2 separate regions of the Homo sapiens genome follow, and region 1 is linked to region 2. The links are chromatin loops, found by intact Hi-C in ENCODE. Cell type or tissue: CD4-positive, alpha-beta T cell. All regions are shown on one strand. Links, peaks and the distances in the headings refer to the core of each region. The heading gives the core; the rest is flanking DNA.

Region 1 (17,261 bases), core at 4,480-12,479, 290 kb after region 2:
TGTAGTAATGGTTACACAACTCTGAATGTACTAAAAACTATTAAATTGTACACTTTAAATGGGTAAATTATATGGAATGTGAATTGTTTCTCAAAAAATATATTGCTGATTAAAACTTTCACTTAAAACCCTTAACAGTTAAAAAAATTTGACAATAATGTTTTAAATATGCTTCTGTTTTAAAATCATATCTGTTATTCCAAGATTTAAAAAGAAGTAAAACACTTGCACCATTGAAACTTTATTTTTACTCCCCTAGAAATAGAACCCTCTCCCTGAAACAACTGTCCAACTTTTACACCTTTGACTTTCATTCAGATTTCAAGAACAAACATGGGCCGGGCACGGTGGCTCACGCCTCTAATCCCAGCACTTTGGGAGGCCGAGACGGGCAGATCACGAGGTCAGGAGATCGAGACCATCCCGGCTAACACGGTGAAACCCTGTCTCTACTAAAAACACAAAAAAATTAGCCTGGCATGGTGGCAGGTGCCTGTAGTCCCAGCTACTCAGGAGGCTGAGGCAGGAGAATGGCATGAACCCGGGAAGTGGAGCTTGCAGTGAGCCCAGATCACCGCACTGCACTCCAGCCTGGGCGACAGAGTGAGACTCGGTCTCAAGAAAAAAAAAAACACACATATAAATAGCAGACAGTCTATATAACATAGTAAGTCCTCTAAACAAAGTATGAAGAAAATGCTGAGGAAGTCCAGCAGCTGGAACTCACTATCCTCACATAGTCTACTATTATCTCTTTAGAGGACTTGCCTGTCATTCTGCAACTTACCTTCATCATGACACTTAGTGCGTATTTTTGATCTTCCCGCTTTGCTGCAGCTTTTGCTTCTGTAGCTTCTTTTGCTCTCTCTTGTGCTTGTAAAATAGATTTTTCTCTAATTCTTTGCATCATCTCTTTGTCAACTAAAATGTACAGAATATTGCTAAATTAGAATTATGACAAATTTGCTTTACTTATGAGAAAACTACTTAAATAAACTGACCCAGGATGAGATTTCTTTGTACCCAACTTCACAAGGAACATGGAAAATATTTTTCAATATTAAACTGGCCAAGAAGCTAATGTTAAAAGGTAAGCAACTAACTGTAATAATAATGAATGACTAGAGAATGAAGGGGGTGGAGAGGAAGAAGAAGGGATGGGGGAGGGACACAAGAGGCAGGTAATGAGAGGGAGAGGGTGAGGATGAAGGTGCAAGGACACATTTATCCTCTTCCTTCTCTGTTAAGAAACTAGGGCTATTTGCTTATAAACCTGATCACAATAAATCATCATTTATATAATATATAAAATATAAAATATATATTATATATTATAGATAATATTATATTATTATATAATAATATTATATACTATTATTATATAATAGTATATAATATAATATATAATATTATATTATAATAGTATATAATAATATAATAGGTAAGGTTTTATATATATTTATATATAATATTTTATATAATATATATAAATATATATAAAACCTTACCATCCACAGCTTGTTTGTTTGTTTTCCTGAGACTAGGTCTCTCTCTGTCACCCAGGCTGCTGGAGTGCAGTTAAGCAATCACAGCTTAATGTAACCTTAACCTCCTGGGCTCAAGCAATCCTCCTACCTCAGCTTCCTGAGTAGCTGGGACTACAGGTGTGTGCCAACACATCTGGCTAATTTTTAAATTTTATGTAGAGACGAGGTCTCACTATATTGCCCAGGCTGGTCTTGAACTCCTGGGCTCAAGCGATGCTCCTACCTTGGCCTCCCAAAGTGCTGGAATTACAGGCATGAGCCACCACGCAAGATCTCACAGTTATCTTTATATTTGATGTGGCCCAAAGTTTCACAAACTGAAGACTACGATCAATGGGTAAATTATCTTACAAAGGGAAGGATCAGAGCCTAAGGGAAAAGATCTAGCCTTTAAGCAGAAAAAAAAAAACAGAAGGGGAGAGGAGAAAACTTGAGGGGAAGACAAAGTAGGGGAGAGTAGATAAGGGGTGGGTAGAGGGATGAATCATACCCCAGGCATGGGTTCTTAACCTTTTTTGTGCAGCAGACACCTTGGCAGAGTAGTGAATCCTTATAAATCCTTTCACAATGTTTTAAAATGTATGAAATAAAATATACAGGTCTACAAAGAAACTCAGTTATATCAAAACACTTATAAAACATTAAGAAATAAAATTGTGATATACTTTTTTTTTTTGAGCCGGAGTCTTGCTCTGTTGCCAGGCTGGAGTGCTGTGGTCCGATCTCAGCTCACTGCAACCCCCGCCTCCTGGGTTCAAGCAATTCTCCTGCCTCAGCCTCCCAAGTAGCCGGGACTACGGGTGGGCATCACCACGCCCACCTAATTTTTATATTTTTAGTACAGACGGGGTTTCACCATGTTGGCCAGGATGGTCTTGATCTCCTGACCTTGTGATCCGCCTGCCTTGGCCTCCGAAAGTGCTGGGATTACAGGCGTGAGCCACTGCGGCCGGCCAAATTGTGATACACGATTATGTGCTTCTTTATTAATGCATTAATATATAGCAACAAGTCTAATATTGTAATTTCAAAGTAGAGTATAAAAGAGGTATCTCTGATATAAACATACTTTTGTTTTTGTTGATACTACTTGCTATGGTCTGAATGTTTATGTCTCCCTAAAACTCTTATGTTAAAATCCCAACCCTTAATGTGATATTATTTGTAGGTGAGGCCTTTTGGGAGGTAGTGTCCTTATACAGAAGGCCCCAGAAAGCAGACTTGCCCCTTCCACCATGTGAGGACACAGTACGGTGCCATCTACAGGAAAGTGAGCCCTCACCGCATACCAAACCTGCCAGGACCTTGATCTGGACTTCCCAGCCTACAGGAGTGTGAGAAATAAAGTTCTGTTGTTTATAAGCTTCTCAGTTGATGGTATTTTGTTATAGTACCCAAACAGACTAAGATACTACTATTATTTGTTGCCTATCTTCACAATTGAAGAGAATGTTAAATATCAGTTAGAGGTAAGTAAAAGTGTGTAATTTTATTCATCTAAGATCTTGGCTAAGAACTAGTACTGAAGTTAGGTCTGAAGCCTCTTCTCATCTCTCCTGCTGTTTAAAAACAGGAAGGTAGACAGCTAAGTCAGCTTCAGCGGCAGAAATAACTGGAAGAACATTAACTTCCCAAATGAAATACTCCATGTCTAATAGAAATAAAGAGTGTATCAAGAAGGAATTTCCAGAAAAAATGAGAAAAATTAGAGTCTGAATAATGAGGTAGACAGTCTACGTGTATAAACTGGAGTTCCACAATATTTTATGTGAAAAAAAAATGGTTAAATAAATAATCCCACTGAATTGCAAGTAAAATTGAGTTTGATTTCTTTTTTTTGAGAGAGGATCACATACTGTCACCCAGGTTGGAGTGCAGCATTATGAGCATGGCTTACTGCAGCCTCCACCTCTTGGGCTCAAGTGATCCTCCAACCTCAGCCTCCCAAGTAGCTGGGACTATAAGGCACATGCCACTATGCCCGGCTAATTTTTTTTTTTTAATAGAGGTGAAGTCTCCCTATGTTGCCCAGGCTGGTCTTGAATTCCTGGGCTCAAATGATCCTCCCACCTTGGCCTCCTAAAGTGCTGAGATTACTTTAGGCATGAGCCACTGTAACCTGGCAAAACTGAGTTTGATTTCTTTCTTGTTTTTTTTTTTTTTTGAGACTGAGTTTCGCTCTTGTTGCCCAGGCTGAAGTGCAATGGCACAATCTCGGCTCACCGCAACCTCCGCCTCCCGGGTTAAAGTGATTCTCCTGCCTCAGCCTCCTGAGTAGCTGGGATTGCAGGTATGCGCCACCATGCCCGGCTAATTTTGTATTTTTAGTAGAGACGGGGTTTCTCCATGTTGGTTAGGCTGGTCTCGGACTCCCAACCTCAGATGATCAGCCCGCCTCGGCCTACCAAAGTGCTGGGATTACAGGCGTGAGCCAGCGCGCCCGGCAAACTGAGTTTGATTTCTAAAGGAATCTCAAACCTGGTTTCTGAAGTAGAATCAATGTTCATTGTGATATAAATTAGTGGTTTTTTATTTTTTATTTTTTTTGAGATGGAGTCTCGCTCTGTTGCGCAGGCTGGAGTGCAGTGGTGAGATCTCAGCTCGCTGCAACCTCCACCACCCGGGTTCAAGCGATTCTCCTGCATCAGCCTCCCAAGTAGCTGGGACTACAGGCATCCACTACCACGCCTGACGAAGTTTTGTATTTTTAGTAGAGACAGGGTTTCACCATGTTGGCCAGGCTGGTCTCAAACTCCTGACCTCAGGTGATTCACCTGCCTCGGCCTCCCAAAGTGATGGGATTACAAGCATGAGCCACTGCGCTGAGCTTAAGTCAGTTTTAAGACTGTTTTGATTTGTCTAAATCAGAGGTTGGCAAACTATGACCCATGGGCCAAATCCGACCTGCCACCTGTTTCCCCTCAGCCCACAAGCCTTGAATAATTTTCACATTTTTAAATGGATGAAAAAAATCAAAATAACATTTTGTGGCATTTAAAAATTAGATGAAATTCAAATTTCATTGTCCATAAATATGAATCACCTGTGGCTACTTTTGTGCTACAATGGCAGAGCTGAATAGATATGACAGAGACCATATGGCCTGTGAAGTCTAAAATACTATCTGGTCCTTTACAGAAAAAGTTAATTTACAAGAGTCAAAATAAATGTATATTCAATTTTAGGTAAGAAGTCAAAACAGACTGGGTGTGTTATGACATCCTCAGGCCCCAACATAGACTTACTGAGTCACAGAGGAAGTAAGAGGTCAAAAAACAGGAACCTGATTCTTTAAAACTCTTTAGGTAGTCTGGGGCTCACTAAAAAAAAAAAAAAAAAAAAAAAAAAAATTAAGTAAACTGGCTATGTTAACCTACCTTAACCAGTATTCTCTGAGCTGAATACCCGATCTTAGAAAAATAAATTCTACCTTGGTCTTGGAAATTAAAAATTAAATTCCACTACAAGATACCAAGAAAGCCTTGATAGAAAGAATGGTTGCAACTCTTTCTACCCTCAAGAGTCCATATTCAAGGCTTAATGCCAAAGGCTTAAAAGAAATTCCAGGCAGTAGTCTGGGTGCAGTGGCTCACGCCTGAAATCCCAGCATTTGGGAGGCCAAAGTGGGAGGATCACTTGAGCCTAGGAGTTCAAGACCTATCGGCAACATAGTGAGACCCTGTCTCTACAAAAATAAAAACAATTACCTAGGTGTTTTGGTGCACACCTGTAGTCCCTGCTACTCAGGAGGTCGAGGCAGGAGAATTGCTGGAACCTAGGAGTTTGAGGTTACAATGAGCTATGGTAACACCAACCGCACTCCAGCGTTGGTGATAGGGTGAGATTCTATCTCTTAAAAAACTCAAAATTAAAAAAAATAAATTCCAGGCAGTAAACATAAAGTATTAGAAAACATGACAACTAAAGAAGGAAGGAGGAAAACAGGGCTAAAGCAGTAGAGGACAATTACTGACTATGGAAGCTGATCTTGGTATTAGTACAAAGCACTGACAACTAGCTTAATAAGACTACAGAGAACTAGCTTTAAAACTGGGGATGTCAGGCCGGTCGCGGTGGCTCATGGCTGTAATCCCGGCACTTCGGGAGGCCGAGGTGGGTGGATCACTTGAGGTCAGGAGTTTGAGACCAGCCTGGCCAACATATAGTGAAACCTTGTCTCTACTAAAAAATACAAAAATTAGCTGGACGTGGTGGCACGTGCCTGTAGTCCCAGCTACTTGGGAGGCTGAGGCTGAAGAATCACTTAAACCTAGGGAGGCGGAGGTTGCAGTGAGCCGAGATCGCATCACTGCACTCCAGCCTGGGTGACTGAGCGAGACTCTGTCTTTCCAAACAAACAAACAACAACTGGGGATTTCAACTTTGGCTGCACATTATAATTCCTGGAAAGCTTTTCAAAACTTCCAACACCTGAGTCCTATTCCCAGAAACTGATTTCACTGGATTAGAGTATTATTTTAAAATTCCATAGCTGATTCAAATATGTAGCCAGGGTTGGGAACATCTGCTCTAGAGTGAAACTGCTAAGGCTCCAGTTCCAGGCTGCCAGTCACTAGCTGTGTGATTTTGCCAATTACTCAAACTTTCCATATGTCAGTAGCCTCCCCTGTAAAAAAAGGGTAATAATACCTAAGTGACAGGTTGTTTCATGGAATTACAGGCATGTTAACACCTAACGCAAAGTTAAGTACTCAATAAAGGCTATATATCAGGAGGGCTTACCCTTAAGACATGAGCCCACATCTTCTGCTTAATGTGCTCTAACTTTGACTAATTCAGCCTTTAGGTTTATTTAAATGGCTGCTGAAGCACTGTATCACTTAAATTAGGCTCATAAGCCTTTTTTTTTTTCTAAAACAGCAATTGAATGAGTTCAGGATATGCCACCCCAAAATATGCTGCTTTCATATAGCGATCATTTTGAGTTAAAGGCACTTGAAAGCAGCAAATGCAGGGAGAGGTTTTGCCAGAACTCCTCTTATCTGCCTAAAAACAGATTTTCCAAAGGAACCCAAGTGTCATAAATCTCTTCCCCTGGAGTTTCATTAACCAGGGAATATTGACTATTCTCCCAGAAAAGGAAACTACAAGTCAACACCACACTCTGACAAATTTTGTTAAAAGCTATCACATTTCCTATCTATTCTTCTAAGGATCCATTCATCTTTCCTAAAAATCATTTCCTGTTCTAAGCGGCCTACATCCCCTCCCCCTTCCCCTATTAAGACAGTCCCTAAACTCTCAAATCTCACCGCTTGGGGGGTATTCACTTTTTTCCCTGTGATGCCCTCAAGCACTAATATTAAAAATTCATAAATTTCTATACATTTTCTTCTGTCAATCCTTCTGTTGTTAGTTTATTTTATAGACCCAGCTATTGAACCTTGGAGAGTAAAAGGAAAGTCTATCTGGCCGGGTGTGGTGGCTCGCACCCGTAATCCCAGCACTTTGGGAGGTCAAGGCGGGTGGATCACTTAATGACCGGTCAGGAGTGTGAGACCAGCCTGGCCAACATGGCAAAACGCTCTACCAAAAATACAAAAAAATTTAGCCGGGCGTGGTGGCGGACACCTATAATCCCAGCTACTTGAGAGGCTGAGGTAGGAGAATCCCTTGAACCCCGGGGGCAGAGGTTGCAGTAAGCCGAGATCATGTCACTGCACTCCAGCCTGGGCGACAGAGCAAGACTCTTAAAAAAAAAAAATCTATCTTCCCCTACACAATATAGGTGCTTCAAAATAAAATTTTTTAAAAGGTCTGAAACCGAAAAGGTACAACCAGATGAACATCTTTTAATAAAGAACTTACCACCCGTCACAGAAAGGGTCTCCCACATGGCCGCTTCTTTTTTATACAAGGTGAAGACAATGGTGTCATTCCCAATCTTTGCTTTGCTGCTCTCATCGTCTATGGGAGCATAAAGAAATGCCTCAAATAAAAATGGAGGAAAGTTGACCTATGCAGAAGGGTGAAAACAGAAACTAAGTTAGTTACACAAATTAAGCACGCGTATTAAGAAACACGTGAAAAAGGTAAAATAACTTTCTAAAAGGCCCACTAAATTTATGCCAGGTAGTGAAAGATTAGCAAGGCATATGAGGAAGCCCTGGATAAAAGTAGTCTCTGATCTGATTATCTGTCTACAGATGGTGTGTTACCTGTATGGGATTCATTTTTTTAATAGGATTAAAAATTTAGGACGTTTATCGGCAAAGATGAGCCTGTTGCTCGTGCCCAGCTGCGCTCTTGCAGAAGCTTCGGACCACACCCCCGGAGACCGGCAGGCAAGACTTGCATTCTTACCTTCAGATAGTTTTCCGTGCAGAACACGTCCGTGTCTCTGACGCACACGCCTTTGAGGGGCAGAGACAGAAAGACCGCAGTCTTCGTCTGCTGCCAGCTGTAATCGCTAACCTGAAGAGGCATTCCGGTAGCAACGGGAGCGGATAGCGCGGCTGGTTGCTTCTTGCGCCTGCTTGGTTGCTAGGGAAGCTGGGGTTACCATGCGCCAGCCCTTCCGGGTCAGGCCGGCCGGGAGCCCGGCGTTCCCAGCGTGCTCCGGCGCCAGCACCTCGCGGACTCCATGCGTGACTATCCAGGCGCCCAGACCAGAGAGTGATGCCGATTCTTGGGGTTACCTTACGATCTGAGCGAATGTTCAAAGAAGTAGACCCATACCCTCTGCTTGAGAAAAAAAAAAAAAAAAAAAAGCACTCTGTGGGTCGGGCGCGCTAGCTCACGCCTGTAATCCCAGAACTTTGGGAGGCCGAGGCGGGCGGATCACCTGAGGTTGGGAGTTCGAGACCAGCCTGACCAACATGGAGAAACCCCGCCTCTACTAAAAATACAAAATTAGCCGGGCGTGGTGGTGCATGCCTGTAATCTCAGCTACTCTGGAGGCTGAGGCTGAGGCAGCAGAATCGCTTGAACCCGGGAGGCAGGGGTCGCAGTGAGCCGAAATCGCGCCATTGCACTCCAGCCTGGGAAACAAGAGCGAAACTCCGTCTCAAAAAAAAAAAAAGAAAAGAAAAAGAAAGAAAGAAAAAAAAAAGCACTTCCAGCCTCATAATGCGATAATGCTAAGGAGGGCTGTGGGCATAAGGCTCGGGAAAGCAGCCCATGAGGAGCAGGTGCAATGCCCATACGCCCTTGGTGCAGTGTCTTGTCTGTTTATTCTGACTGAGGCTATTAAGAGTTAGCGCTAGTTGTTCTGTTTTGCAAATTTCTTGGTCATACAGACTGTGAACAAATGTGAACCTGAAAGAGCCAATCCGTCAACATCCAGAGCGGCTAACTGGGTCTAAATTTAAAATAGAGACACGTGGTCATTTACCTACTAGAGGTCACACATGGACTCTGCGTTCTCCCCAAACCCACACCTCTGTTGAGTGTTGGGTCTTATAGGGCTCACCTGCCTCAACCAATCAGGGCTCAGCTGTATCAACCAATCAGAACTAAGTGCGGTTCAATCGTTCATTTGTATAAACGAACCTGACTGGGAACCTGGGCAGAAACTTTTGCTGTAAAACCCAAACCCTCCCTTTGTTCTCTGGAATGCACCTTTGTTTTACACCTAAGGCTTCAACTCCCCAGTTTGCAAACTGTTCCCTGAAATAGTTGCTTTGCTCCAAATTCCTCTTCAGAAAACGTTTGTTCACAACACATACCAGGAGCTTGTCTAAAACTATTGTATCCTGCAAATCCTATTAACTGTAAGGCCGCCAAAAGCACCTATATAGGTTTTGCTCCAAAGTTTGAAAACTGAAGAGAAACCACCCTATGATTCATCTGACAAATGCTTTGCTACAAATCTGGAATAGGGTAAATTGGAATTACACTGACACATTCCGTAAGTGCTTAAGTAGAATCTGAACTTAAGTGCTGCAGAGAAGCTTGAAGATTATGTAGTCTTATTCTACATATTTAAGGAATCTGAAACCTATACACAAACCATTTTCGTATAGATTAGTAGCAGACCATCATTAAAATCCTGATCTCTTAACTCCCATTACAATGTTTTTGCTCCAGGCTGCTTTCTGCACACCCAGTTTATAAATTGCTGGGATAAAACAGTGAATGTATACAATATTTAGATACACACAAATTACTTCCCACTTGGGGCTTTTGATTTTCAACTTTTTTTTAACTTTAAAAAAAAAACAGAGAAACTGGGCCTTTGTGGAAATCTGAAAGTATAATACAAAACCCTGGATTTTAAACTTATTTACTTTTGGAAGCCTTTCTTTCACACAAATTTCAATGCTCCTTAGAAATTCATTGAGGAAAGATAAGGAGCAACAGACTTGAAGAGAAAACCATCTTTTCCCCAAAATAGGGCACACTCACTACCTTAGCAGTTCATCATCTCAAGCTTCTGGTAACTTTGAATACTGGGAGTCATCCTAGACTTGCTTTCCCTTGTCCCTTTAAGCTGAGAAACCCACGAATCCCATGGACTTTTTTAAAAAAATTTCTTTTGTCATTTTCCCCCTTTTGTTCTATTCCTACTTTTACCATATTGTTTCCAAATCTTACATTATCTTCTAAAGACAGGGTTTATGCATTTCTTTCATATAAAATGTTAAAGTCCAGGTTCTCCCACTATACAGAAATATGTGAGATTTTATATGCATGAAAGATAATAATGTAAAGGATACTTTGTGCTGTCGGGGATTTCAGGAAAATCTGTTAGCAATCACTTTGCTAAACACATACACACCTCTGCAGTGAAATTATTCTCCTGACTACCATGATCCTACTAAACTTTTAGACTCTGAATGAATTATACCTTAAAAACTTGTCAAGTTGGCCGGGCGTGGTGGCTCATGCCTGTAATCCCACCACTTTGGAAGGCCGAGGTGGGCGGATCACCTGAGGTTGGGAGTTCAAGACCAGCCTGACGAACATAGAGAAAGCTCGTTTCTACTAAAAATACAAAATTAGCCAGGCATGGTGGCACATGTCTGTAATCCCAGCTACTCGGGAGGCTGAGGCAGGAGAATTGCTTGAACCCAGGAGGCAGAGGTTGCCATGAGCTGAGAGCGTGCCATTGCACTCCAGCCTGAGCAACAAGAGTGAAACTGAGTCTCAAAAAAAAAAAAAAAAAAAAATGGAAACTTAAAAAAAAAAATACCTGTATGATATTGGAGTAAGAAAGGATTTTTTTGTTGTTGTTTTTTCAGACGGAGTCTCACTCTCTCACCAGGCTGGAGTGCAGTGGCGCGATCTCGGCTCACTGCAACCTCCACCTCCGGGGTTCAAGCGATTCTCCTGCCTCAGCCTCCTGAGTAGCTGGCACTATGGGCATGCACCACGAAGCCCAGCTAATTTTTGTATTTTTAGTAGGGACGGGGTTTCACCGTATTGGCCAAGATGGTCTCGATCTCCTGACCTCATGATCCGCCCACCTCGGCCTCCCAAAGTGCTGGGATTACAGGCGTGAGCCACTGTGCCTGGCAGGATTTCTTTCTTTCTTTTTTTTTTTTTTTTTGAGGCGGAGTCTCGCTCTTTCGCCCAGGCTGGAGTGCAGTGGCGCTATCTCGGCTCACTGCAAGCTCCGCCTCCTGGGTTCACGCCATTCTCCTGCCTCAGCCTCCCTAGTAGCTGGGACTACAGGTGCCCGCCACCGCATCCGGCTGATTTTTTGCATTTTTAGTAGAGACGGGGTTTCACCGTGTTAGCCAGGATGGTCTCGATCTCCTGACCTCGTGATCAACCCACCTCGGCCTCCCAAAGTGCCGGGATTACAGGTGTAAGCCACCACGCCGGGCCAGGATTTCTTAAATATAACATAAAAAGCACTCATTAGGGAGGCAAAAAATTAAAAACGAACTAAAATTAAGAAGTGTTGCTCACTGGGCTGGGCGGGGTGGCTCACGCCTGTAATCCCAGCACTTTGGGAGGCCGAGGCAGGTGGATCACTTGAGGTTAAGAGTTTGAGACCAGCCTGGCCAACATGGTGAAACCCCATCTCTATTAAAAATACAAAAATTAGCCAGAGGTGGTGGTGTGTGCCTGTAATCCCAGCTACTCAGGAGGCTGAGGCAGGAGAATCGCTTGAACCTGGGAGGCGGAAGTTGCATTGAGCCGAGATCATGCCACTGCACTCCAGCCTAGGCAACAAGAGCAAGACTCTGTCTCAAAAGAAAAAAAAAAAAGAAGTGGTGCTCACCAAAAGGCATAATAAAGACTATTAAGATCTCTGAAATATGCCCTTCAGCCAGAGACACAGGGACATTTGTGGTTGAACAAGATGAATTCATTGCTCACTGAGCAAGAGAGAACACACATCATGGGGTGTCTCAGTAAGACAGTTTTAGAATTTAGGAGAAGGAGGTTTGGTTCCCCCATAGTATGAGTGTTTTCAGAAAGCAAGGGTAATTCTATTGATGGAGTTCAGGACATGCTACCCCAAATTATGACACTTTAATTAAATTTTTAAAATTTAAATATTTAAAAATTAATTATTTTAAGCTGAAGGAATTGCAGCTCATATCCTTTGTGTTATTAGGTTTTCCTATGACTTTTCATTCTCTATCAAACCTAGCATAAAAATGCTCAGGTTTAATCATTTCTTCCATTCTTCATGTCCTTAAGAAGGTTCCCATGTTATGTAAACTTATATTGAATAAATTTGTATGTTTTTTGTATTGTTAATCTCTCTTTTCTTACAAAGGCCCCAGTCAAGAACTTAGAAGGGTAGAAGGAGAAGATATTTTTTCTTCCCTACGTGATGACTGGTAAAAAAAAGTAGCTGTTGCTCTTGAATTACTGGGTAAATATCGAAATGAAGGCAGAAATAAAGATGTTATTTGAAACCAGTAAGAACAAAGACACAACGTACCAGAATCTCTGGGGCACATTTAAAGCAGTGTGTAGAGGGAAATTTATAGCACTAAATGCCCACAAAAGAAAGCAGGAAAGATCTAAAATCGACACCCTAACATCACAATTAAAAGAACTAGAGAAGCAAGAGCAAACACATTCAAAAGCTAGCAGAAGGCAAGAAATAACTAAGATCAGAAAAGAACTGAAGGAGATAGAGACACAAAAAACCATTCAAAAAAATCAGTGAATCCAGCAGCTGGTTTTTTGAAAAGATCAACAAAATTGATAGACCTGTAGCAAGACTAATAAAGAAGAAAAGAGAAAAGAATCAAATAGACGCAATAAAAAATGATAAACGGGATATCACCACCGATACCACAGAAATACAAACTACCATCAGAGAATACTATAAACACCTCTACGCAAATAAACTAGAAAATCTAGAAGAAATGCATAAATTCCTCGACACATACACCCTCCCAAAACTAAACCAGGAAGAATTTGAATCTCTGAACAGACCAATAACAGGCTCTGCAATTGAAGCAATAATTAATAACCTACCAACCAAAAAAAGTCCAGGACCAGACGGATTCAGAGCCGAATTCTACTGGAGGTACAAGGAGGAGCTGGTACCATTCCTTCTGAAACTATTCCAATCAATCGGAAAAGAGGGAATCCTCCCCAACTCATTTTATGAGCCAGCATCATCCTGATACCAAAGCCTGGCAGAAACACAACAAAAAAAGATAATTTTAGGCCAATATCCCTAAGGAACATCGATGCAAAAATCCTCAATAAAATACTGGCAAACCGAATCCAGCAGCACCTCAGAAAGCTTATCCACCACGATCAAGTCGGCTCCATCCCTGGGATGTAAGGCTGGTTCAATATACGCAAATCAATAAACATAATCCATCACATAAACAGAACCAAAGACAAAAACCACATGATCATCTGAATAGATGCAGAAAAGGCTTTTGACAAAATTCGATAGCCTTTCATGCTAAAAACTCTCAATAAACTAGGTATTGTTGGAACGTATCTCAAAATAATAAGAGCTATTTATGAGGAACCCACAGCCAATATCAAACTGAATGGGCAAAAACTGGAAGCATTCCCTTTGAAAACCGGCACAAGACAAGGATGCCCTCTCTCACCACTCCAATTCAATATAGTAATGGAAGTTCTGGCCAGGGCAATCAGGCAAGAGAAAGCAATATAGGGTATTCAAGTAGGAAGAGAGGAAGTCAAATTGTCTCTGTTTGCAGACGACATGATTGTCTATTTAGAAAACCGCATAGCCTCAGCCCAAAATCTCCTTAAGCTGATAAGCAACTTCAGCAAAGTCTCAGGATACAAAATCAATGTGCAAAAATCACAAGCGTTCCTATACACCATTAACAGACAGAGAACCAAATCATGAGTGAACTCCCATTCACAATTGCTACAAAGAGAATAAAATACCTAGGAATCCAACTTACAAGGGATGTGAAGGACCTCTTCAAGGAGAACTACAAAACACTGCTCAGTGAAATAAAAGAGGACACAAACAAATGGAAGACCATTCCATGCTCATGGATAGGAAAAATCAATATTGCGAAAATGGTCCTACTGCCCAAGGTAATTTATAGATTCAATGCTATCCCCAACAAGCTACCAATGACTTTCTTCACAGAATTGGAAAAAACTACTTTAAGGTTCATATGGAACCAAAAAAGAACCCGCATAGCCAAGACAATCCTAAACAAAAAGATCAAAGCTGGAGGCATTACACTACCTGACTTCAAACTATACTACAAGGCTACAGTAACCAAAACAGCATGGCACTGGTACCAAAAGAGATATATAGACCAATGGAACAGAACAGAGGCCTCAGAAATAACACTATACATCTACAACCATCTGATCTTTCACAAACCTGATAAAAACAAGCAATGGGGAAATGATTCCCTATTTAATAAATGTGCTGGGAAAACTGTCTAGCCATATGTAGAAAGCTGAAACTGGATCCCTTCCTTACACCTTATACAAAAATTAACTCAAGATGGATTAAAGACTTAAATGTAAGACCTAAAACCATAAAAACCCTAGAAGAAAACTTAGGCAATACCATTTAGGACATAGGCATGGGCAAAAACTTCATGACTAAAGCACCAAAAGCAATGGCAACAAAAGCCAAAATTGACAAATGGGATCTAATTAAACTAAAGAGCTTCTGCACAGCAAAAGAAACTATCATCAGAGTGAACAGGCAACCTACAGAATGGGAGAAAATTTTTGCAATCTATCCATCTGACAAAGGGCTAATATCCAGAATCTACAAAGAACTTAAACAAATTTACAAGAAAAAAACAACCCCATCAAAAAGTGAGCAAAGGATATGAACAGACACTTCTCAAAAGAAGACATTTATGCATCCAACAGACATATGAAAAAATGCTTGTCATCACTGGTCATCAAAGAAATGCAAATCAAAACCACAGTGAGATACCATCTCACACCAGTCAGAATGGTGATCATTAAAACGTCAAGAAACAATAGATGCTGGAGAGGATGTGGAGAAATAGGAACACTTTTACACTTTTGGTGGGAGTGTAAATTAGTTCAACCATTATGGAAGACAGTGTGAAGATTCCTGAAGGATCTAGAACTAGAAATACCATTTGACCCAGCAATCCCATTACTGGGTATATATAAAAGATTATAAATCATGCTACTATAAAGACACATGCACACGTATGTTTACTGAGGCACTATTCACAATAGCAAAGACTTGGAACCAACCCAAATGTCCATCAATAATAGACTGGATAAAGAAAATGTGGCACATATACACCATGGAATACTATGCAGCCATAAAAAAGGAGGAGTTCACGTCCTTTGCAGGGACATGGATGAATCTGGAAACCATCACTCTCAGCAAAATAGCACAAGGGCAGAAAACCAAACACCACGTGTTCTCACTCGTAAGTGGGAGTTGAAAAATGAGAACACATGGACACAGGGAGGGGAACATTACACACTGGGGCCTGTTGAGAGGTGGGGGGGCTGGGGGAGGGATAGCGTTAGGAGAAATACCTAATGTAAGTGACAAGTTGATGGGTGCAGCAAACCAACATGGCACATGTATACCTATGTAACAAACCTGCACGTTGTGCACATGTACCTTAGAACTTAGAGTATAATAATAAAAAAAGTAGCTGTTGTACATTTTATCCAGAAAGGGGGTGTCTGTTATCTTATGGGTGACACAAAGACCTTGTTTTTGCCTATGCTTAGATAATGCTATGAAGTGGCCTTGTCTCATTTTATTGTGATCTCAGAGTACTTTTGTCTCAGCTTGGTATTCTATGAGATTTAAATTGTTAATGTTCAACAGAATAATATTATGGCCAAGCTGTGAGTGCCAGGTCAGCTTCTGAATATCAGGGGCTGCTTTTTGCCCTCTTTCTCAATAATAAACAAAGAGAACATATAAACAAAATATATAGAGAAAAAGAAACACAACCCCACAATAAAATGGGCAAATTGGCATAATCTTATTAATGTGAATACCTGCTTATTTTATAACCAGCAATTCCACTCCTATGTATCTATCTTAGAGATTTCTAGCAAGTTCCTAGGTGATGCTGATGCTTTGTGAACCACTGTCCTACAACAGGGTTTTTCAGCCTCCACACTATTAACATTATAGGCTGGATCATTTTGTATAATTTAGGCTGCTCTGTGCATTTTAAGATGTTTAGCAGCATCCACCCTCTTAATTCTAGTAACACTCCTGAGTTCTAATAATAAAAGTGTCTCCAGACATTGCCAAATGTCTTCTGGGTTTCAGGGGTGGGTGGGAATAGCAAAATTTCCCCCATCTGAGAATTACTGCCCTAGAAAAAGTCTTGGTCCTATACACTAGGAAACATTTATAGGTGTTCATAGCAACTTCATAGAAAAAAACCTGAAAATAAGCCAAATGTCTTTCAACAGGTATATACACAAAACAGAATATTATACAACAATAAAAATGAGTGAATGATAGCTATACATTGGATGGATGAGTGAAAAAAGCAAGTCAAATAATATCCTCAAGAAATAATGCTATTTTATACAACTTTTACTTTTTTATTTTTCTTTTTTCTTTTTTTGATGGAGTTTCACTCTTGTCACCCAGGCTGGAGTGCAATGGGGCATCTTGGCTCACTGCAATCTCTGCCTCCCAGGTTCAAGCGATTCTCCTGTCTCAGCCTCCTGAGTAGCTGGGATTACAGGCACCCACCACCAAGCCTGGCTAATTTTTTGTATTTTTATTAGAGGTGGGGTTTCACCATGTTGGCCAGGCTGGTCTCGAACTTCTGACCTCAGGTGATCCGTTCACTTCCATCTCCCAAAGTGCTGGGATTACAGGCATGAGCTACCATGCCTGGCCTTTATAAAACTTTTGAACAACGGAAACTGAATCCACTAGATAAGGATTCCTAGGTATGTGGTAAAACTATACAAACACTTCTCTACTTACAATGTGGTTACCTCCTGATAAACCCATCATAAGTTGAAAATATCCTATGTCAAAAATACATGTAAAACACCTAACCTACCAAACACCATAGCTTAGGCTACCCTACCTTAAACATGCTCAGAACACTTACATTAGCCTACAGTTGGGCAAAGTCATCTAACATAATAAGGTGTAATAAAGTGTCTAATATACCCTGTAATTTATTGAATACTGTATTAAAAATGAAAAACAGAATGGTTGTATGGGTACTCACAGCATGGTTTCTACTGAATGCATATAGCTTTTGCATCACTGTAAAGTTAGGAAATCAAAGAGAAACCATCATAAGTCAGGGGTCGTCTGTAAAGATAGGCACT
Region 2 (15,131 bases), core at 1,817-9,816:
TTACCTCCTCTCCCTTTCTATTAGTTTTCATGCTGCTGATAAAGACATACCCTAGACTAGGCAATTTATACAGGAAAGAGGTTTAATGGACTCTTTATGGCTGGGGACACCTCACAATCACAGCAGAAGCCGAGGAGGAGCAAGTCAGGTCTTACATGGATGGCAGCAGGCAAAGAGAATGAAAACCAAATGAAAGGCGAAACCCCTTTAAAATAATCAGATCTCGTGAGACTTATGCACTATCATGAGAACAGTGTAGGGGAAACTGGCCCCATGATTCAATTATCTCCCACCAAGTCCCTCCCACAACACATAGGAATTATGGGAGCTATAATTCAAGATGAGATTTGGGTGGGGACACAGCCAAACCATATCACCCTTCCTTCCTTGTCCTTCTTATTCATTTTTTATCTGGCTATTCTTCAACATTTATCTTTTCATTTTAACTCTAGAATCAGTTTGTATAGTTATAATCTTCAAATACACACATTTTTCCTTTTATTGGATACTTTTTCTTGTCTAGTCATTCGACCAGTAATTCCAGAGTAATGTTAAATAACAAAGGCACATACCAGAAATTTTAGTAATAAACATCTGCCCAATACTTTATTGTCAACCAAGAGACTGAAAATTATTTTACTTTTCTTTACTCTTCCTCTCCTATCCTCCTCAACAATTATGGAAGAGCCTCACCAATCTTTGCAAACTTTACACAGTTCCTTCCCAACTCTGTTTGTTCCTACTACTTCACCAAGAAATTTTATACCCTTCCCATATACATGAACACCCAGGTTTACCCTCTTACCTTTGATGTCAGAGGCCACATCATTTATCTGTGTTCTTAATTTCATACCTTAAGGCTTCATCTGAGACTTTGTTCCCTTCAGTCCATGAACATATTCAGTGCTTCACTTTAGAATGAGTGTGTGTATAGCCAGCCTTAGAAATTGTTTTTTTCTTTCCATCTATTTTAATGGAATACAAGATTGAACTGAAATCTTGGAAATATGATTCCATTTATCCTTCTTAGGATTTATGATTCCTAAATCTAAGGGTATGTGTCTTTTATCATTACTGGAAAATTCTCAGCTATTATCTTTTCATATAGTGCCTCTTCCTTCAGTTTCTCTAATTTCTCCTCATAGAATTCCTACTAGATATAAGTTGGAGCTTTTTTTCTTCCCTCTGTGTCTTTTAACCCCTCCAGGACTTTCTCCTTATCTCTGTCTGCTGAATTATGGGTAATTTCCTCTGACCTGCCTTCTAGAATTTCCTCTTCAACTCTGTCAAACCTGTCATTTAACCTCTAACCATTAAGTTTTGAATATCAATGGCTGTATTTTTCACTGTTGGAAGTTTTTGTTTTTTTGTTTTTTTTTTAATTCAAACCAGTCTGTTATCTTTAATATTGTCTTCTTTTCTGGATTTTTTAGTTCCTTTCATGTTTGTGATTATCTTAAACACTTTGACTTTATGGTCTGCTTCTGATAAGTATATTATTTGAGGTTCTTAAATGCCAAATCCTGCTGGCTGTTTGGTCTGCTGGCCCTTGCTAATGACTGGAGGTAAGAATGAAGAAGAAATAGATTGTAATTTTTCATTGTAATCTCATCCATAGTAGGGTGTTTTTTGGCCTGTGCAGAAATTCCATCTGTAAACATTTTTGCTTTGCTTCCACCAAGTAATCCAGAACAAATCCCTTCTTTAAAATGTTAATTTTTGTTAATTTCTTGATTGAACATACCCAGAAAAATTAGGTATTATACACTTTAACCTTAAACCTGTGTTCAAGCCGACTTGTAGTTGTAAATTTTCACAAGAGATTAAAGGCATAGACTAGGTTGGCCAGGCACGGTGGCTCACGCCTGTAATCCCAGCACTTTGGGAGGCCAAGGTGGGTGGATCACAAGGTCAGGAGTTCAAGAGCAGCCTGGACAAGATGGTGAAACCCCATCTCTATTAGAAATACAAAAATTAGCCGAGTGTGGTGGTGGGTGCCTGTAATCCCATCTACTCGGGAGGCTGAGGCAGAGAATTGCTTGAACCCGGGAGGCAGAGGTTGCAGTGAGCCAAGATCGCACCACTGCACTCCAGCCTGGGCGACAGAGCAAGACTCCATCTCAAAAAGAAGAATAAGAAAAAAAAAAAAACCATAGAGCAGGTCCTGGATTTCTGTGTGTTTGGGGACAGAGGGCTGCAGTTTCATCACCCTATTCTCAACAGGCCCAAGGTTTTCTTTACTAATTCTTTGTAGCCATTATAACAAAGCATCCTGATTACCGATACTGGCAAAACCAAACCAAAAGCAAACCACAATCAGCATCAGGTTGTTTTAAGTTCCATCTGTTGTCTGTTTTTAAGGGGAAGGAGGTGGTCTTAGGGCATTGCCCATATTTTTTTGAGAAATCATCGGTACATTTTTAAAAAATATGTTCATACTTTATCCAGCATTATCTAAGTATCTTATAATGGAAGAGCTTATTAGTTTTATAAATACCTATATTACCAATAACAGAAGAGCTGGAAATACCACCATAGAGATTTCCAATTTATAAAAATACCAAGTGAAACATGTCTTAAATAGATTGTTAGCCATCTTGACATCAACTTCAAAAGATCAGAAATTATCTCTCAGATTTCTTAATTTTTTTTTTTTTTTGAGATGAAGTCTTGCTTCGTCACCCAGGCTGGAGTTCAGTGGCGTGATCTCGGCTCATTGCAACCTCTGCCTCCCGGGTTCAAGCGATTCTCCTGCCTCAGCCTCCCCAGTAGCTGGGATTACAGGAATGAACCACCACGCCCAGCTAATTTTGCATTTTTAGTAGAGACTGGGTTTTACCATGTTGGCCAGGCTGGTCTCCAACTCCTGATCTCAGGTGATCTACCCACTTCAGCTCCCAAAGTGCTGGGATTACAAGCATGAGCCACCACACCTGGCCTAGATTTCTTGATTTCTTGCAATGAATTAGTATGGACTTACTATATGTGAACCTTTTTAAACATTTTTAACGCTGTTTTTATTTTCAAATTGCGTTTTTCTGTCTTTTAACATTAACAGTGGCCTCTTTTGAAAACTCTCTTGACCCTGCTGCCTCTTTAAGTCCTTTACTCAGTCAATTAACAAAAATTTGAGTACCTATTGTGTACCAGGCCTTTTTCTGAGTGACGGTAACAGTTTTGAAGAAAACTACCTAAATCCCTGTCCTTGTTTGTGGAGCTTGTATCTTAGTGGATGTAGACAAATATATAAATATGTCAAGTGAATCACTTGTCAGCCTCTTGGCTAAGAATAATTGTAAATACATCAGGTGGTGAAATATTTACATTGAGTGATATGAAGAAACGCAAAGCAGAACAACAGGTCAAGGAGTGACAATCTGGTTGGGGCCATGAATGGGAGTGACTGCTCTTTTATATAAGGTGGTCAGTAAAGTTCTTTGGACAAAGTGGCATTTGAACAGTCTTAAAGGATAGGAGAGGTATACATGGAACACTAGCATTCCAGACAGAGGGAACTGCAAATGCAAGAGATCTGAGGCAGGAACATGCTTGACTGCTCCAAGGAGGCCAGTGTGCCTGAGAAGAGTGAGTTGGACAGTGGTAAGAAATAAGGTCAGAAGGTCAGAGAAGCCATCTCTCCACATATACCCTCCTCATCCAGTCCATGACTGTACCCTCCCCAGTGTCTCTTGCATCATCTCTCAGCCCTGCATGATCTTAGTTCAGGCCTCAATCATCCTTGTTTTGTTTATCTGAGATTGTCTACTACAACACTTCCCAAATATAGGTGCTCAATATATGTTTGATAACTTTTTTTTTTTTTTTGAGACAGAGTTTTGCTCTTGTTGCCCAGGCTGGAGTGCAACCTCCGCCTCCTGGGTTCAAGCGATTCTCCTGCCTCAGCCTCCCAAGTAGCTGGGGTTACAGTCATGCGCCACCACGCCCAGCTAATTTTGTATTTTTAGTAGAGATGGGGTTTCTCCATGTTTGTCAGGCTGGTCTCAAACTCTCAACCTCAGGTGATCTGCCTGCCTCGGCCTCCCAAAGTGCTGGGATTACAGGCGTGAGCCACTGCGCCCAACCTGATAACATTTTTAATTACTTTTCCAGAATATGTTGTCTTGGCTGGCCCCTCAGTGAGCACCTAATGGAACGTGTATCCCTGAATTTCATTTCCTTTGGCATTACAACCTCTGGTATGAAACTTTGTGATAATAAATACAGTTACGTTCACACACAAATTTGACAGACTAGACCACTTTTTTATTACAGCTTAATTGGCACATGGTTCACTGAAGATACACTTCACTTTTACATAGGCTTGTAAATAGAAAAATACATTGATGCACAAAAAATATAGTACTTCAATACCAAACTTAAATGATTTCCAAAAAGAATACAGGTTATTTCAATAATTAAAGGTGGCTTTTGTGTGTGCACTATATCATGTATACACTTAATTGTATGTTTAAGGCCAGTGGAATCTATAGCTAATTACTCATTTGGTTCTTGAAAACTGAAACATGCAAACATTCTTATTTTTATGTTTAAAGACATTTAATGTGTTATTCTAACACAAATACACCATATAGAATATGCCCTGATATGTAGCTGTAAAATTATGTTGTACTGCACTGAAGTCTTATGGCAACTATATAAGGCACTGCTGTGTGATTATGACCCTGCTCTTTTTTTTTTTTTTTTTTTTTGAGACAGAGTCTCCTCTGTCGCCCAGGCTGGAGTGCAGTGGCGCAATCTCGGCTCACTGCAAGCTCCGCCTCCCAGGTTCACGCCATTCTCCTGCCTCAGCCTCCTGAGTAGCTGGGACTACAGGTGCCCACCACCACGCCCAGCCCATTTTTTTTTTTTTTTTTTTTTTAGTAGAGATGGGGTTTCACTGTGTTAGCCAGGATGGTCTCGATCTCCTGACCTCGTGATCCGCCCTCCTCGGCCTCCCAAAGTGCTGGGATTACAGGTGTGAGCCACCGCGCCTGGCCAACCCTGCTCTTGAAATGTCTAAATCTTTTCCTCACTAGCATATACAATTCAAATGCACAGGCCTCCATGACTTCTTTGGAATTTAAAAGAAGCCTTCATTTCAAGGATAGAAATATGTAAAATTTTACCAACCATGGATAAGTTTGTTATGGGAGTAGTGGAAGGACAGTGGAAAAAAAAATAGGTTTTTTCATGATACTTTTATTTTTCCTTTTTTAAAAATAAATTTAGGGGGTACAAGTACAGTTTAGATACATGAATATATTGTGTAGTCGTAAAGTCTGGGCTTCTAGTGTAACCATCACGCAAATATACTTGTATTTTTCTAATTACAGTTCTACCAAACATTTGCCACCACAAAATACAAGTATTTTTATTCTTTATTTAAATTATGGTGAGTGATATTTCTTCCTATATAGCCATTAAGATCTCTGGAAGTTTTGATCTACTTTATTCAAACCACTTTAATAAATAAGACTTTTCACCTAAATGAAATACCTTTGAATTTTATAAACAACTTCCATGAAACATATATTAAAACCACCTTTAATTTGGTATGAAGACACTTTGGCAATGCAGCGGAATAAATGATCTTGGCAAGACCCAGCAAGTACAGTAAATGCTCATGAGCTCTATGAAAAATATAGGCTACAGAATACTTCATTTTTCTTTTATTGAACTACAGTACAAATGTGACTGCTTCAATATGAACATCTATCTTCCACCAAATAGCAAACAGGCATCTTATGTAATTAAAAACTAATTATTTCAATTCCACCAATGGAAAAGCAAAACAAGTTGCAAATATCAACAATACAGAGCCTGCTGGTAAAGATAGAGATGAGTAAGTTATAAGCTAATAAAGCTGCAGCCTGAGGATGCCAGATCAACATTATAAATATGAAGAAAAAGAAACTAAATATTTACTCATCGCAAATAACTCGGCATAAGCACCAGCTATGTTCAGGTGCGGCCAGCACATAGGCCAAGTATAAATGTACAATCACAGTGAACTAAAGCCATAAAATCTAGTTCCCTGACCCTTCAATCAACCATTCAGAGCAATGGGAATATAGCGGGGAGACAGAAGTCCCACTTTGGTTGCTCATATTACATTAAGCCAGCCTGCCCCACCCCAATCCCCTTCCCACCAATAAAAAAGTCACCGTGAGTGTATAATTGGTCAATCCAGTTTATCCAAGGTCTATAGATATAGCCATGATTTGTCCTATATTCATGTTAAATAGAATGCTTACATAAAATTAATACTCAAAGACATTGAGCTGATGTGCATGTATATTCTTATTTAACATTTAAGTGGCTTTAATGGTATTTTAGAATGTCACCTATGGCATGAGTCTTCAAATCTGGATTGAAGACTGTGGCGGTTTTATAACTGCATGTAAGATCTTAAATGTAAGACTCTGGGCCTACCTACATTAAGGCAGGTGACAGTACCCTCATTCATTCTACATAATAAATACACTCTTCTGTGACTGCAAAATTCTGAATCCTTGAATGATTTACTATAATAGGCTAAGGTTGTATAAGGCACTTTTGGCTCTGAAATATTTCTCCTAACTCTCAGGCTGAATCTTAAAGAAATATTTACAAAGCTGCAACAAATTAATTTTAGAACCGGATGCTTTATTCGTAGGTCTAATGGGGATGGTGAGAAGCAATTTGTACACAATGCCCATTAATCTCTCACTGTGCCATGTATCAATCATAGAGAAGATCCCAGGCATGGGCCACCTGAACTACTATGTCGCTTACTTGACTTCTCAACAGCCACATGCCCCTTTCTCCTTTTCTTCACTTAACTGATCCGTAGAGGCATGACCATTTGATCGCACCACTCCTTCAGGAATCCAGGACTTGTCCACACACCGTTCCATTCGCTTCATTATCAGGTCCAGAAGCATCTCAATTGCTTGGCTTATGTTTGTCCCATTGGCAGCACTAGTTTCAAAGTAGGGGATTCTGGAAGACAGAGACAACTGAGGTAACAACATGTGGAGGGAAAGGAGAGTGACCTTTGCTCTTGATAATTCAAATTAGAGAATCGATAGAATACAAATATACAAGATGACAAACATTTTACCACCCCAGAGTACATTAAAAAGTTAAAAAGACAATAAAATACTCACACTGCATTTCCAGTAGATATGCAAAACTGGAAATTTTAGACTCTTCAAAATATCAATTTTTGGCTGGGCGCAGTGGCTCACACCTCCCAGCACTCTGGGAGGCTCAGGTGGGCAGATCACCTGAGGTCAGGAGTTTAAGACCAGCCTGGCCAACATGCGGAAACCCCATCTCTACAAAAAATACAAAAATTAGCCAGGAATGGTGGCATACACCTGTAATCCCAGCTACTGGGGAGGCTGAGGCTCAAGAATCACTTGAACCTGGGAGGCAGAGGTTGCAGTGAGCCAATATTGTGCCACCGCACTCCAGCCTGGGCAATAGAGTTAGACTGTCTCAAAAAAAATCAATTTTCATTTTTTAAAGGACCATATATATATTTTGGCAATACATACTGATTTACTGTAAAAAATTTATAAAAAGATATAAGTAGGGGATTCTGGAAGACAGAGACAGAATTAAATCTTTTTTCGTTTAAGTTTTTGGAGGGTTTTTTGTTTTGAGACAGAGTCTCTATCACCCAGGCTGGAGTGCAGTGGCACGATCTCAGTTCCCAGGCGACTTCCCAGGCATCGATCCTCCTACCTCAGCTTTCCAAGTAGCTGGGACCACAGGCGCACACCACCACACCTGGCTAATTATTGTATTTTTTTGTAGAGACAGGGTTTTACCATGTTGCCCAGGCTGGTTTCGAACTCCTGAGCTCAAGCTACCCACCCGCCTTGGCCTCCAAAGTGCTGGGACTACAGGTGTGAGCTGCTGCACCCAGCCTAGTTTTAAGAATTTAAAACTTGATTATTGGTATGAAAGCCGTTTAAATTCCTCTAAGTGAAAAGTAAAACTTGAAAACTTTTAGAAGAACATACAACAGTCTTATCTTTTTGACATTGGAATAAGAAAGGATTTCTTAATATAGCTATAAAAGCTCAAACCACAGAGAATAAGTTTGATAATCTTGACAATGTTAAAGTTTAAAACTTTGGTGCCACAACATATATCATAAGCAAAGTTAAAAGATGAGCGACAGGCCGAAATACATGGCATTTCATATAACTTGCAAACGGGTTAGCATCCGAAAAAATAATTCCTCAAATGAATTAAAGTAATAAACAAGATAATACAAAACAGACTAAGGATATGCACGGGAAATTCTAAGAAATTACATTTGTGAAAAAATGTTCAACCTCACCCAAAATAAGGGAAATGCAAGTTAAAATAATGGTATATTAACTCACACCCATCAGATTGGCAAAAATATAGAAATCTCCCAATATTAAGTATTGCCAAGGAGAAGAAAAGAGGAACTTGCACTTACTGCTTATGTAAGTATAAACTGTTAATAACTACTTTGGAAAATAAGACGGTAATATCTGATAAAATTGAAACATGCATGCACTATGACCCAGCAACAGCACTCCTGGGTATACATCTAAAGCAGAGCCAAGGCATGTTGATGGGCAGGAAGTGAGTTACAGGGATACATGAGACATCAGCAATCCCTCAGTCCTTAGGGCAACTGAGAAGGTCTTAGGGCAGCCAGAGTCCCTGAACCAGTCTCCTCCAAACTTGAGCAGCCTTATCTATTTATCCCAGTGAGCTGTACAAATATTATCATTTTCTGCAGGTGCCATCCTATGAAAAATATTCAGAAACCCTGTGCTGGAGCAGCACTATCCAATAGAACTTCCCACAGTGACAGGAACTTTCCATATGTATATCATCCAGTACAATAACTACTAGCCACATGTAGCTATTGAGCACTTAAAATGTGGCTAATGCAACCAAAAATGCGACTTTTTTGTTTTTGTTTTTGTTTTGTTTTGTTTTTTAGAGATGGAGTCTCACTTTGTTGCCCAGGCTGGAGTGTAATGGTGTGATATTGGCTCATTGCAACCTCTGCCTCCCAAGTTCAAGCGATTCTCGTCCCTCAGCCTCCCAAGTAGCTGGGACTACAGGAACAGGCCACCACTCCCAGCTAATTTTATCATGTTGGCCAGGCTGGTCTCAAACTCCTGACCTCAAGTGATCTGTCTGCCTCCACTCCCAAAGTGCTGGGATAACAGGCATGAGCCACCACACCTGGCCAAAAAACCTGAACTTTTAATTTTAACTTAAATAGCTACATGTGACCAGTGGCTATCACACTGGATAGTGCAGCCCTAGAGAAGCTCTCACATATGTGCACGTGGCATCGTCTAATGGAATAGATATTGCAGAACTATTTGTAATAGGGAAAAAATTTACCTAAACGTCCATCAATAAGCGCATGAATAGTGATATTTTTATACAATGAATTATACAATGCTTAAACTGTATCAACATGGCAAAAATTAAACATTGAATTAAAAAACCAACTTGTATGATACAAGATCATTTGTGTGAAGACAACAATTACACATCATTATAAAAACATCTATGTAGTAAAAGTACAACTTCTTGGACTAGAAATATATAATTTTGACTGCTTTTAGCTAAAAGTAACCGAAAATTGTGGCTCAAATTGGCATGAATCACAAGTAGGAATTTATTGTAATGCATAATGAACACAGAACTAGAGAGTTTCCAGTGTTAATTCGGTTGCCAAACGGTAGAAACAAAGAGCCTAGATTCATATCATCCTTCTGTTCTGCCATCCTCCACATGTCAGCTTTCTCCACAATCTGACTCCCTTCATGACCCCAGAAGTTAAAACATTCCAGGCATCACATCTCAACACACCGAAGTTCCAAGGAAGAAAGGACTCTTCCTCTGTGTGCCTCCCTCAGGAGAGAGGAAATCTTTCCCACAAGTCCCTGGAAGACTTTCCCTCGTGTCTCATTGGTCAAAACTGTATCACATGCCAATGCCTAAACCAAACTCTGGCAAGAGGAATGGTACACCACCATCACTGGCTTAAACCAATCAGTCTTCCTGGGCTGGTGGCTGGCACCTGCCTCTCTTAAGTAGCATGTCCTCTAGAAGCAGAGTAGATAGCTAAAGAAAATTGAGATTCTATAAATAAAGGCATGAATATTGTCTAGGCAACCAACAACATCTGCTATAGGAAGTAGATATAGTGTGGTTCCCTCTGAGGAGGTAGGAAGGAGAATGGAATCAGCAAGGAATTTTAAAAGGGACTTCAATTGTATCTGTAAGAAAATTTTATTTTTTATTTATGCATAATATAGTTTCAGAGTAAATATGATCATTTAATACACTGATATAATGTGTAAAGATAAGTATACTTGGGATTGCCATAATCTTAAATATTTGTCTTTTCTTTATACTAGAACGATTGGAATTTTTCCCTCCTAGCTATTTCAAGATATACAATAGATTGTTGTAAACTATAGTCACCCTACTGATCCTTCTAACACTACATCTTATTTCTTCTATCAAACCATATGTTTGTACCTATTAATCAATCTCTCTTCATCCTCCACTCCCTCCTACCCTTCCTGGCCTCTGGTATTCTCCAATCTACTCTCTATCTTCATGAGATCCACCTTTGTAGCTCCCACATATGAGTAAGAACATGCAACATTTGTCTTTCTGTGTTTGGCTATTTCACATAACATAATGATCTCCAGTTCCATCCAAGCTGCTGCAAATGATGGGATTTCATTCTTTTTATGGTGGAATAACATTCCATTGTATATATAAACCATATTTTATTTATCCATTCATCCATTGATGGGTAGATTGATTGCATATCTTAGCTCTTGTGGATAGTGCTGCAATAAACATGGGAGTACAGAGAGCAAATACCCTTTTGATATATCTGATATACATCTCTATATATCTTTTGGGATATATATATATCTCTCTCCTAAGAAAACTTACATAAAACTTTTAAGAAAACTTCCACTAATATATATACACATATATATACACATATATATGTGTATGTGTGTACATATACATATATACACACATATGTGTGTATGTATACATATATACACACATGTGTGTATATATACATATATGTGTGTACACATATATGTGTGTATATACATATATACATATATGTGTGTGTATACATATATACACATATGTGTGTGTATGTATATACACACATATATGTATGTACATGTACACACATACGCATATATGTGCGTATGTGTGTACATGTACATATATACGCATATATGTGTGTACATGTACATATATACGCATATATATGTGTGTGTACATGTACATATATACACATATGTGTGTGTACATATACATATATACACATATATGTGTGTATATATACACACATACACATATGTATATATAGTGTATATATGTATGTGTATGTATACATACACATACATATATACGTACACACATATGTATGTGTGTATACATACACACATGTATGTGTATGTATATATACACACATATATATTAGTGGAGTTGCTGGATCATATGGTAGTTCTATTTTTAGTTTTTTTTTTTAAGAACATCCATACTTTTCTCCACAGTGCTTATGCTAATTTACTTTCCCACCAACAATGTACGGGTTCACCTTTCTCTGCATCCTCACCAGCATCCACTATTGCCTGTATTTAGGTGTGGTTTTTTTTTTTTTGAGGGGGGGGGAATTACTGCCTATATTTTGGATAAAAGTCATGTTAACTGGATGAGAAGTTATCTCATTGCAGTTTTGATTTGCCTTTCTCTGAGTAGTGATATTGAGCATTTTTTCATACACCTGTTTGCCATTTGCAGATCTTTTGAGAAATGTCTATTCAGATCTTTTGCCTATTTTTAAAACAGATTATTTGTTTTTGCTATTGAGTTATTTGAGCCCCTTATATATTCTCGTTATTAATCCCTGATCAGATGGGTAGTTTGCAAATATTTTATCCCATTCTATGGGTTATCTCTTCATTTTGTTGTTTCCTTTGCTGTGTAGAAGCTTTTTAGCTTGATATAAATCCCATATTTCTATTCTTGTGTTGGTTGCCTGTGTTTTGTGGTCTTACACAAAAAGTTTTTGTCCAGACGAATGACCTGGAGTGTTTCCCAAATGTTTTCTTCTAGTAGTTTCATAGTTTCAAGTCCGATATTTAAGTTTTAATTCATTTTGAGTTGATTTTTATATATGGTGAGAGATAGGGGTCTAGTTACATTGTTCTGCATGTGGCTATGTAGTTTTCCCAGCATCATTTATTGAAGAGAATGTCCTTTCCCCTCTGTTCTTGGTACTTTTGTCCAAGATGAGTTGTCTGTAAATGCATGGATTTATATCTGGGTTCTCTGTTCTGTTCCATTGGCCTATGTGTCTGTTTTATGCCAGTACCATGCTGATTTGGTTCCTATAGCTTTGTAGTAAACTTTGAAGTCAGTGTGAGGTCTCCAGCTTTGGGCTTTTTTCCTCAGGATTTTGTCAGTTATTGAGGGTCTTTTGTGGTTCCATATAAATTTTAGGATTTTTTTCGATATTTGTGAAGAATATTATTGGTATTTTGATAGGGATTGCATTGAGTCAGTAAATTGCTTTGGGAAGTGTTATCATTTTAACAATATTAATTATTCCAGTCCAAAAGTATGGAATATTTTTCCATTTTTGGTGTCCTCTTCAATTTCTCTCACCTGTGTTTTATAGTTTTCCTTGTATAGATGCTTCACTTCTTTGGTTAAATTGATTTCTAGGTATTTTATATTCTTTGCAGCTATTGTAAATGAGATTGCTTTCTTGATTTCTTTTTCAGATTGTTCCCTGTTGGTGTATATAAATGCTAATGATTTTTGTATGTTGATTTTGTATCCTAAAACTTTACTGAATTCGTTGATCAGTTCTAAATGTTTTTTGGTGTAATCTTTAGGTTAGAAAAAAACTCTTAAAGCAGGCCTGTGGCAAGAAGGCCCAGAAAAGTTAAGCGGTCTGATCAATGTTATTCAGCTAATAAATGACAGAGAAGCAAGTAGGCTCTTCCTGTTTTCTTATACAGGTCCTCATATACTATACTATGTCTTGTAAAACAAAATAGGAAATGTCTTCTCAGTGTTTAGTTCAAAGAATACTGATTTCCAAAACTACTAACTAGAAGAAAAAAACTGGGTAAATTCAAATTTTGCAACATGCTATTTTATTAAATGAGTTTCCTGGACTATAACCTTTTTTTTTTTTTTTTTTTTAGCTTTTCCCCCTTTTTTGCTTCAGGGATTTCTTGTATATGCTCTTCAGAGTGTTCTGGTTTGCCTGAATTGAAACTAGCTGATATATATGAGTCATTTAAGATTGAAGGAAAAAATAACTAAAATTATTTCTTGAGCTACCCAATACTATGTGTCTTACATACATGATTCACTAAATATAACCACTACTGTATTCAGGTACACAATATTCCCATTTCACAAATGATTAAACTAAGGCTGAGAAAGATGAAAGGAACTTGCCCAATTCACAATGCTAGAAAGTAGCAGAGTTAGGATTTGGGTCCACAGCTAATTCCAATGCAGCCAGTTTAACCATAGGTTCTACTGGTTCCAAACTAGTATGAGGATTTTCAAAATAAATAAATCTTATGCACTGTACAAGAAGAAAACGCTGGCTTTGGGGAGTATTCAGAGGTCACTGGCCATGTTTATCAAAGGCTTTGCCACTTACCAACTCCAGACTATATTTCTGGACCATACACTTGAAGACATTCTGAATTTTACAGCATCAAGTTGCTCAAGAGCAACAAATCTTTTTTTTTTTTTTTTTGAGACAGTCTCACTCTGTTGCCCAGCCTGGAGTGCAGTGGCGCCATCCTGGCTCACTGCAAGCTCCGCCTCCCGGGCTCACGCCATTCTCCTGCCTCAGCCTCCCAAGTAGCTGGGATTACAGGCGGCTGCCACCACGCCCGTTTAATTTTTTGTATTTTTAGTACAGACGGTGTTTCACCATGTTAGACAGGATGGTCTCGATCTCCTGACCTCGTGATCCACCCGCCTCGGCCTCCCAAAGTGCTGGGATTACAGGCATGAGCCACCGCACCCAGCCCATCAAATCTTAAGTATACATTTGTTTTGTTATCCAAAGACCTGTGGTACAGGTGTAATTTTTAAATAACTCACAAAGCATTGCTTCAAAACTGTATAGCTGTTTTTCACATAATCTTGAGAAATCAGACTTCTTGTCGAAGTCATCCTTTATACATTTGAGATGGTCTTTGCAACAGGATTAATCAAGTGACAAATTCACCTTGCTTTTCAATAAAGCCATGAAAGTCGTGATAACATTGTATTTCCTTCAACTGTTGACTTCATTGCCACCACTTGTGAGGAATCTAACCAAAATGTTCTTAGATATCAAAACAACAAAGCAAAGTTATTTTATTATCTCAGGGAGTCCTGCAATTGAATTCAGTAAAGTATTTCTTAAATTTATTAGAACTTTAAAGTCCTCCACGATTACTGTTCTTGAAGAATGTTTTTGTTTTTCTGTATTCTCATAGCATGTTAACAACTACATCAGTTACTCTGATTACAATTTACCTTACTCTTTTATTCTTTCTTGGCTAGTAACAGCTTCTATATGAGAGCTTGGTAAAGTTTTCTTTTTTAACTTGTTAATGCTTTTACAGATCTTTTCAGAACTCTTTCACTTCTGATGTTACTAAGAAGCATATTTAGATCAAGGGTTCCCAATCCCCAGGCCACAGACTGGTACCAATCCATGGCCTGTTAGCAACCAGGCCACACAACAGGAGGTAAGCAGGGGGCCAGCGAGCAAGCCAAGTTTCATCTGTATTTACAGCTGCTCCCCATCACTCACATTACCACCTGAGCTCTGTCTCCTGTCAGATTAGCAGCATCATTAGATTCTCATAGGAGCACAAGCCATATTGTGAACTGCCCATGTGAGGGATCTAGGTTGCACTCTCCTATGAGAATCTAATGCCTGATGATCTGTCACTGTCTCCTATCACCCCCAGATGGGACTGTCCAGTTGCAGGAAAACAAGCTCAGGGCTCCCACTGATTCTACATTATGGTGAGCCGTATAATTATTTCATTATATATGGCAAT

What was found. A loop is a pair of places that touch in the nucleus more often than their neighbours do. Peaks named below come from ENCODE experiments on the same cell type or tissue, not always from the same donor. Only the 100,000 strongest peaks of a DNase experiment are listed, where the experiment ranks them.
Region 1: a loop joins it to region 2, with 2.6 times the contacts of the local background. A loop is called at or near these places in 3 of 110 quality-filtered maps.

The regions. Positions count from the first base shown.
Region 1 is chr15:55,490,336-55,507,596 of GRCh38, forward strand. DNAAF4 (dynein axonemal assembly factor 4) reads right to left here. Exons shown (of 10, transcript NM_130810.4): 2 at 7,872-8,249; 3 at 7,377-7,524; 4 at 788-921. The coding sequence starts at 7,994. It overlaps DNAAF4-CCPG1 (DNAAF4-CCPG1 readthrough (NMD candidate)), which reads right to left and starts at 8,249. Exons shown (of 16, transcript NR_037923.1): 1 at 7,872-8,249; 2 at 7,377-7,524; 3 at 788-921. In CD4-positive, alpha-beta T cell, for the core only: no CTCF peak of the experiment used is centred there; DNase peaks (open chromatin) are centred at 4,786 and 8,006; H3K4me3 peaks cover 1,193 bases.
Region 2 is chr15:55,198,725-55,213,855 of GRCh38, forward strand. RAB27A (RAB27A, member RAS oncogene family) reads right to left here. Exons shown (of 7, transcript NM_183235.3): 7 at 4,242-6,981. The coding sequence ends at 6,783. Among named protein-coding and RNA genes, the nearest start is that of RSL24D1, 9.3 kb to the left of the region's middle. In CD4-positive, alpha-beta T cell, for the core only: no CTCF peak of the experiment used is centred there; no DNase peak of the experiment used is centred there.